2 separate regions of the Homo sapiens genome follow, and region 2 is linked to region 1. The links are chromatin loops, found by intact Hi-C in ENCODE. Cell type or tissue: stomach. All regions are shown on one strand. Each heading gives the region's core, and the rest is flanking DNA. Links, peaks and the distances in the headings are about the cores only.

Evidence for each region. A loop is a pair of places that touch in the nucleus more often than their neighbours do. Peaks named below come from ENCODE experiments on the same cell type or tissue, not always from the same donor. Only the 100,000 strongest peaks of a DNase experiment are listed, where the experiment ranks them.
Region 2: a loop joins it to region 1, with 4 times the contacts of the local background. A loop is called at or near these places in 107 of 110 quality-filtered maps.

What each region holds. Positions count from the first base shown.
Region 1 is chr6:36,621,288-36,625,678 of GRCh38, forward strand. It overlaps MIR3925 (microRNA 3925), which reads right to left and starts at 1,225; the gene lies at 1,149-1,225. In stomach, for the core only: CTCF peaks have their summits at 2,310 (motif pointing right) and 2,518; DNase peaks (open chromatin) are centred at 2,334 and 2,874; H3K27ac peaks cover 1,641 bases.
Region 2 is chr6:36,685,403-36,689,793 of GRCh38, forward strand. CDKN1A (cyclin dependent kinase inhibitor 1A) reads left to right here. Exons shown (of 3, transcript NM_000389.5): 3 at 349-1,930. The coding sequence ends at 398. Among named protein-coding and RNA genes, the nearest start is that of CDKN1A, 8.9 kb to the left of the region's middle. RefSeq lists a silencer at 2,375-2,454. In stomach, for the core only: no CTCF peak of the experiment used is centred there; no DNase peak of the experiment used is centred there; H3K4me3 peaks cover 297 bases; H3K27ac peaks cover 518 bases.

The sequences.
Region 1 (4,391 bases), core at 392-4,391:
TCACAGAAAAGTTCCTATCCCCATTGTGCAGATGTGGAAACTGAAGGTTAGAGATAGAAAGTTAGACCCTAGGGTGAGGCAATGGATGGCTAGGACTAGAACCCAAGGCAGGCTCCTAGGGCTCCTGCTTTTCCAGCACGCATCTACCATGCATATGTGCTACTACCAGGCCTGGCGCTAGGATTCACATCACTTTAGAGGCTGCTTGGTGAACATGGGCACCCACAAAAGCCCTGGAGAAGGCAGGTTCTTTCTCAGGAATGGCCAGTGGGTGTGAAGATCACAGTGTGGGAGAAAGATCAAGGAGGACTGAGGGCCACCCGACCAGGAATCATCTCCAGCAGCCTGTGGGTGACCGCTCGTCATCCAGATCAGCATCAGGAAGGTTCTGCACAACACCTCTAGGGAACACATGGGGATCGAGGTCCTGTGGCCGTCTTGGGGTCTGAAGATCTAGATTTAGCTTCTGGCAGTATCATGATGCAAACCTGGGCAAGTTGTTTTGTTCCCTGGACCTTGGTCTCTTCATCAGTGAAATGGAACTAATTATATTACCTCATAGGGCTATTATAAGGCCTAATAAAAAAAAAAAAGAAAGCATCCATAAACAATGTTTACTGAGCACTAGTAGTGCCAGGCACTCTTCACTTGTATTAACCCATTTGATCTTCACAAAAAATATTTTCTTTTTTGTTTGAGACGGAGTCTCCCTCTGTCGCCCAGGCTGGAGTGCAGTGGCGTGATTTTGGCTCACTGCAGCCTCCACCTCCCAGGTTCAAGTGATTCTCCTGCCTCCGCCTCCCGAGTAGCTGGGATTACAGGCGCCCGCCACCACACCCGGCTAATTTTTTGTATTTTTAGTAGAGACAGGGTCTCACCATGTTAGCTAGGATGGTCTCGATCTCCTGATTTCATGATCTGCCTGCCTCGGCCTCCCAAAGTGCTGGGATTACAGGCGTGAGCCACCGCACCTAGCCCACAACAAATTTTAGAGAGTAGGTACTATTGCTGTCCCCATTTTAGGAAACACAGAAGTTGGTTCCAGCCACAAGGAAGTGGCTTCATCCATCATCAAGAAGTTGATTCCAGCCCACGTGGATGGCTTTGAGGAGTTCAAGACTTTAGTGGAGGAAGTGATGAAAGATGTGGTGGAAATAGCAAGAGAACTAAAACTGGAGTCTGGAGATGTGACAGGCTCCACTTTCAGTTCTCTTGCTATTCCCACATGACCATGGTCCAGGATCCTGAGTTTATGTTCAGGAAATAAGACTCAGCGAAAACTTGCAGTCACTTTCATAATCATTAATGCAGAGATTCTCAATAAATTCTTAAGGCTCCACCACGCTCCAACATAAAGTAACACATTCAGTTTGTTACAGAAATGGTAATAAGGCAACACTATGCAATACTATGTGTACAATGCAGCACTTTGCAGTACCAAAATCCATGCCTACAAAGCACTGCACAAGAACACATACAAATAAAGGATATAGTAGAATGGCTGCCTGTGGGGTGGGGGCATGGAAATGACAATGGAGTGAGGGGGGAATACATGAAGCAAGAGGTGACTAGTCAGGACCAATGATGACAGCCAGCCATCACCTGGGGAATAGGAGGGACTCATCCCACTGCACCTGAGGACTAAAAATAAAATGGAATGGAAACAAGACCCTGGGTGAAATCACTCGGCCTGAAATACACTGGCCCTGGGCTCAAAGAGGAAAGGTGGGGACACATCCTGGGCTGCCTCATCAAACCAGGAGCCTGCAAGAGCATCCCTGTGTGTGTGTGGAGGGGGTGAGGACAAAGGGAGGGTCAACCACACCCAGTTCTGTGAGCTCAAACACCAGACTAAAGGCCACAGGCAGACCCTCCAAGGCCTCAGGGAAGGAGTGAAGAGAAAGGCCTGGGTGGTCAGTGTCAGAGGCGGCACAGTCACATGCTGTCATGCCTATTTCACCAAGGTTTAGCCAAATGCACTATTAGGGTGTCAAGAAAATATGGATATAGGGCAACAATCCTGTGATTGTATGATGACTGTAGGCTTGATCATCATAAGGGTCCTGCCATATGCTGGTCCAGTTGGCACACCCACCCATCTCCTGTGCCAGTGGAGTGTGCCTGTGAAACAGCAGTCAGCTCTTCTGGTGGCCCTGAGGATCGGGGTGAAGGAAGAGTGGATCTTCATTTAGTTAGTTTGCCCCTCTGCAGGAGGAGGGGAGTTGGATACAGACCTCTCCTAACAACCCGCCTGGCTACTGGAACCTTCCTGAGAAATGTGGTTAACCTCTGGGCGCAGAGCCAGCAGTTCTAGGCTCCCGTCACAAGGGGGCAGGATGGGGAAGAAAACAGGTTCTCAATTCCAGGCCTTGGACCTGTCAGGTTTGCTGGCAGGGGCAGGAAGGAGGGTGGGGTCGGGAGTGTGTGGTGGTTGATGAGGGATCCAACCATCGTTCCGCAAGAGCGGCTTGTTTATTAAACATGAAATGAGGGAAAAGCCTAGTAGCTCCATTGGATTGGGAAGAATGGCAAAGAGAGACAGGCGTCATTTTCTAGAAAGCAATCTTCACACCTGTTGGTCCTCACCCATTGAATGTCCTCACCCAATCTCCAACACAGAAATGAGTGACTGTGTGTGCACATGCGTGTGCATGTGTGAAAGTATGAGTGTGAATGTGTCTATATGGGAACATATATGTGATTGTATGTGTGTAACTATGTGTGACTGGCAGCGTGGGGAGTGCTGGTTGGAGTGTGGTGTGATGTGAGTATGCATGAGTGGCTGTGTGTATGACTGTGGCGGGAGGCGGAAGGGGAGAAGCAGCAGGCTCAGGTGTCGCCAGAGAGGCTGGGAGGAAACTATAAACCTGGGCAATTTCCTCCTCATCAGCGAGCCTTTCTTGGGCAATAGGGGCAGAGCTCAAAGTTCACAGAGATAGTGCCTGGGAGGCATGAGGCAAGGCGGAAGTACTGCGAGGAGGGGCAGAGGGTCTGACACTTGAGGGGTTCTAATGGGAAAGGAAAGACCCACACTGAATTCCACTTAGCCCCAGACCCTGGGCCCAGCGGTGCCGGCTTCCAACCATACCAACCATTTCCAAGTGTTGCCGGCAGAAGTTAACCTCTCTTAGCCTCAGTTTCCCCACCTGTAAAATGGCAGAAGTAACCAAGCTTACCTTCCCGGCAGTGTGTGAGGATGAAAAGAGCTATGTACGTGATGCACTTAGAAGAAGGTCTAGGGTGTGAGTGGTACTCGTCTGGTGGGTGTGGAGAAGACATTCTAGGCAATGAGGACTGGGGAGAGCCTGGCCCATGGCTTCCACTCAGCAAGGTCAGTCTCTTGTCCTCTGCACTCCCAGCCTTCCAGAGAGGACCTTCCCAACCAGCACTCCCCACGCTGCCAGTCACACATAGTTACACACATACAATCACATATATGTTCCCATATAGACACATTCACACTCATACCTTCACACATGCACACGCATGTGCACACACAGTCACTCATTTCTGTGTTGGAGATTGGGTGAGGACATTCAATGGGTGAGGACCAACAGGTGTGAAGATTGCTTTCTAGAAAATGACTCCTGTCTCTCTTTGCCATTCTTCCCAATCCGATGGAGCTACTAGGCTTTTCCCTCATTTCATGTTTAATAAACCTTCCCAATGGCGAAATGGGCTTTCTCAAGAAGTGGTGAGTGTCCCATCCCTGCGGTGGGGACAGGGGTGGCAGCGGACAAGCCTGCCTGGAGGGAACTGTCAGGCTGATTCCCAGTCCAACTCCAGCTTCCAACACCTCATCCTCCAGGCAGTCTTCATTCTTGGCTCTAATTTCGCTCTTGTTTTCTTTTTTATTTTTATCGAGAACTGGGTGGAGAGCTTTTGGTGTCATTGGGGATTGCTTTGAAACCCTTCTCTGCCTCACACTGGGAGCTGGCTTGAGTCAACTGGTCTCCATGGAATTTCTTTTTTTAGTGTGTAAACAGCTAAGTTTTAGGCAGCTGTTGTGCCGTCCAGGGTGGAAAGCAGCCTGTTGATGTGGAACTGCTTGGCTCAGATTTCTTGGGCAAACAGATGCCGTGTCTCTCAACTCACCAATTAAGAAGCCCAGAAAATGTGGCTTGGAGACCACATGTCTGGTTATGTCTAGTAATTCAGATGGCTTCACCTGGGAAGCCCTTTCTGAATGTCAAAGCCATGAGATAAAGGACATATATATAGTAGCTAGGGTGGTCCACTTCTTAGGGGCCATCTCCGGAGGTGGTGAGCACTAAGTGCCAGGAAGAGAGGAAACTCTGTTTTGGAGCCAAAGCATAAAAAAACCTTAGCCACAAACCACTGAACATTTGTTTTGTGCAGGTTCTGAGTCCAGGGAGGGCTTCTGAGGAGAG
Region 2 (4,391 bases), core at 152-4,151, 64 kb after region 1:
ACAGCTCATGTGACTGAGGAACTGAATTGTTCATTTTATTTGATTGTAGTCTGTTTAAACAAGCACACAGAGCTAGTAGTGGTTCCTCTGCTGGGCAGCTTGACTTAGAGCAGACCCATGGGTGCGGGTGCGGTGATGGATAAAATCACATCTGTGAAGCATGGTGGGACACTCCATAATACCCCTCAAGAGACAGAGTGGACGTTCCCCGAGTTCTTCCTGTTCTCAGCAGTCGGCCCCATTGGCCCCAGGGAAGGGTGTCCTGGCCCCCCACTGTCTTCCTCAGTTGGGCAGCTCCGCCGCGTCCTCTTCTTCTTGGCCTGGCTGACTTCTGCTGTCTCTCCTCAGATTTCTACCACTCCAAACGCCGGCTGATCTTCTCCAAGAGGAAGCCCTAATCCGCCCACAGGAAGCCTGCAGTCCTGGAAGCGCGAGGGCCTCAAAGGCCCGCTCTACATCTTCTGCCTTAGTCTCAGTTTGTGTGTCTTAATTATTATTTGTGTTTTAATTTAAACACCTCCTCATGTACATACCCTGGCCGCCCCCTGCCCCCCAGCCTCTGGCATTAGAATTATTTAAACAAAAACTAGGCGGTTGAATGAGAGGTTCCTAAGAGTGCTGGGCATTTTTATTTTATGAAATACTATTTAAAGCCTCCTCATCCCGTGTTCTCCTTTTCCTCTCTCCCGGAGGTTGGGTGGGCCGGCTTCATGCCAGCTACTTCCTCCTCCCCACTTGTCCGCTGGGTGGTACCCTCTGGAGGGGTGTGGCTCCTTCCCATCGCTGTCACAGGCGGTTATGAAATTCACCCCCTTTCCTGGACACTCAGACCTGAATTCTTTTTCATTTGAGAAGTAAACAGATGGCACTTTGAAGGGGCCTCACCGAGTGGGGGCATCATCAAAAACTTTGGAGTCCCCTCACCTCCTCTAAGGTTGGGCAGGGTGACCCTGAAGTGAGCACAGCCTAGGGCTGAGCTGGGGACCTGGTACCCTCCTGGCTCTTGATACCCCCCTCTGTCTTGTGAAGGCAGGGGGAAGGTGGGGTCCTGGAGCAGACCACCCCGCCTGCCCTCATGGCCCCTCTGACCTGCACTGGGGAGCCCGTCTCAGTGTTGAGCCTTTTCCCTCTTTGGCTCCCCTGTACCTTTTGAGGAGCCCCAGCTACCCTTTTTCTCCAGCTGGGCTCTGCAATTCCCCTCTGCTGCTGTCCCTCCCCCTTGTCCTTTCCCTTCAGTACCCTCTCAGCTCCAGGTGGCTCTGAGGTGCCTGTCCCACCCCCACCCCCAGCTCAATGGACTGGAAGGGGAAGGGACACACAAGAAGAAGGGCACCCTAGTTCTACCTCAGGCAGCTCAAGCAGCGACCGCCCCCTCCTCTAGCTGTGGGGGTGAGGGTCCCATGTGGTGGCACAGGCCCCCTTGAGTGGGGTTATCTCTGTGTTAGGGGTATATGATGGGGGAGTAGATCTTTCTAGGAGGGAGACACTGGCCCCTCAAATCGTCCAGCGACCTTCCTCATCCACCCCATCCCTCCCCAGTTCATTGCACTTTGATTAGCAGCGGAACAAGGAGTCAGACATTTTAAGATGGTGGCAGTAGAGGCTATGGACAGGGCATGCCACGTGGGCTCATATGGGGCTGGGAGTAGTTGTCTTTCCTGGCACTAACGTTGAGCCCCTGGAGGCACTGAAGTGCTTAGTGTACTTGGAGTATTGGGGTCTGACCCCAAACACCTTCCAGCTCCTGTAACATACTGGCCTGGACTGTTTTCTCTCGGCTCCCCATGTGTCCTGGTTCCCGTTTCTCCACCTAGACTGTAAACCTCTCGAGGGCAGGGACCACACCCTGTACTGTTCTGTGTCTTTCACAGCTCCTCCCACAATGCTGAATATACAGCAGGTGCTCAATAAATGATTCTTAGTGACTTTACTTGTAATATTACTATTGTGGTTATTATACCTTATAAGAACAAATAAATGGGCTTTTGGGAAGGATTTCATAATTAAATAATTTTAAAAATTAAGCATTTAAATTTAGAGAATGCAGAAAACTTAGCAAACAGAAAGACTGCTGCAAAAAACAACAGCAAAACAAAAACTACTGTCACACCTCTGCAAAGATCACCAATGTCAATATTTTGGTTTGTTGTGTAATCTTTTTGTAAAGAATATATTATAGCTTAACATCATTATTCATCAGATAAATGCAAATTAAGATACCACAATAAGATACCACCATACACTTACCAGAATGATTAAAAAAGACTGACAGTGCCAAGCATTGGCAAGGTTATGGAGCAACTGGATCTCTTATTTAAAAAAACTGTTTGGGCCGGGCGCAGTGGCTCACACCTAGAATCCCAGTGCTTCGGGAGGCTGAGGCAGGAGATCACTTGAGGCCAAGGGTTCAAGACCAGCCTGGCCAACATGGTGAAATCTCTACTAAAAATACAAAAATTAGCTGGGCATGGTGGTGCACGCTTGTAATCCCAGCTACTTGGAAGGCTGAGGTGGGAGGATCACTTGAACCCAGGAGGCAGAGGTTGCAGTCAGCTGAGATCATACCACTGTACTCCAGCCTCTTCCAGGGTGACAGTGAGATTCATCTCAAATAAATACATAAATAAAAAACTGTTTGGTAATATCTTCTAAAGATGCCTACCTTCATGGCTACCTCATGACCCAGTAATTCTATTCCTGGACATGTTCTCGAGAGAAATGAGTTCATATTTCCACTGAAAAAGGCATAAGAATGTTCTACACAGTGGCTCACACCTATAATCCCAGCACTTTGGGAGGCTAAGGCAGGAGGACGGCTTGAGCCCAAGAGTGTGAGACCAGTTTGGGCAACATAGCGAGACTCTTATCTCTACAAAAAAAAAAAAAAAAAAAATAGCCAGGCGTGGTGGAGCGTGCCTGTAGTCCCAGCTACCTGGGAGGCTGAGGTGGGAGGATCACTTGAGGAGCTTGGGAAGTCGAGGCTGCAGTGAGCCCTGACTGCACCACTGCACTCCAGCCTGGGCAACAGAGTGAGACCTTGTCTGTCTCCCTCAAAAAGAAAAAAACCAAAAGAATGCTTCCAGCAGCATTATTATTAACAGACCCAAGCTAGAAATAACTGAAATGTCCATAACAGAATAGATATGCAAATTGTGGTATATTTATATAGTGGAAAGTTATCCAACATTACAAAAAACAAGGTGCTGTTGCATGCATCTTCTGGTTGTCTATTCATAATTAACCACCCCAAGACTGAGTGGCTTAAAACAATAATCATTTATTTGCTCCCAACACTGCAATTTGGCCCAGAACTACTTTTCAAATGTGGAATAATTCTCTACTGCACAGGGCAGAGCTTTCTACTAGAATCATAGAGTTCTGAAACGAGACTCTCCCCGCCAGAGGGGACTTCCAGGGACTTCACAACTGTCTACTTATCCACAGATAAAAGTCCAGGACCAGGGAATACACTGGGGCGTGTGACCCAAGTGCTTGTCCCATAGCCTGCACCTGTTTCAGAGCCCTCTCTTGCTCCGGCCGCTGCTTAAACATGGCAGCTTACTAAATCATCCAATAAATGGGCTGGAGTGATCTTTAGTACACTGCCTCTGAAACCCAAATTAAAAAGTGGTAAGAGGGGGGTGGGGGCCTGGGGGAGGGATAGCATTAGGAGAAATACCTAATGTAAATGATGAGTTGATGGGTGCAGCAAACCAACATGGCACATGTATACCTATGTATCAAACCTGCACATTGTGCTCATGTACCCTAGAACTTAAAGTATAATTTAAAAAAAAGAAAAAAAAATGGTAAGAGGTGCAAGATATACTAAGTTGTCCTTTACCACAGAGGGAATGACCCAGCATGCCCCAGTTTATTTGACCACTTAAAACTTTAATGATTTGATAGATCTCTAAATTGTTGTAGGGAAAGTGGATGTGAACCACTTTTGATCCCCTTTCCTGATACGGATTGAAAAGAACACACTTGTCATAGTATTGGCTTCTTACCATCAGAGGCTGTGTAGACTATTCTAGTAAGGATACGGTATCTGATCATGGCTGTGATTAGGGCTGCCCCGTGGATAATCATCAATCACCATGCTTCAGTGGGTTTTTACAGGGGCAGTATGTGGTGGATCCTATGGAGATACTATAGGGACCACCTCAGTATCCTTTAAGTCTCTGAGGGAATCACTAATTTCTACCCACCTGGGATATGCTATTGCTTCTGATTTACTACCTTGACCAGCGGGATAATTTTAGAGACTTCTACTTGGTCTTTCTTTCTATAATGGCTCTTATTCTACAGATGACAGAGAACGTGAGAATGTGGCAGAATGTGAGAGTTCTACTATCTGTGAAGCTATGCATCCCAATTTGTACTCAAGG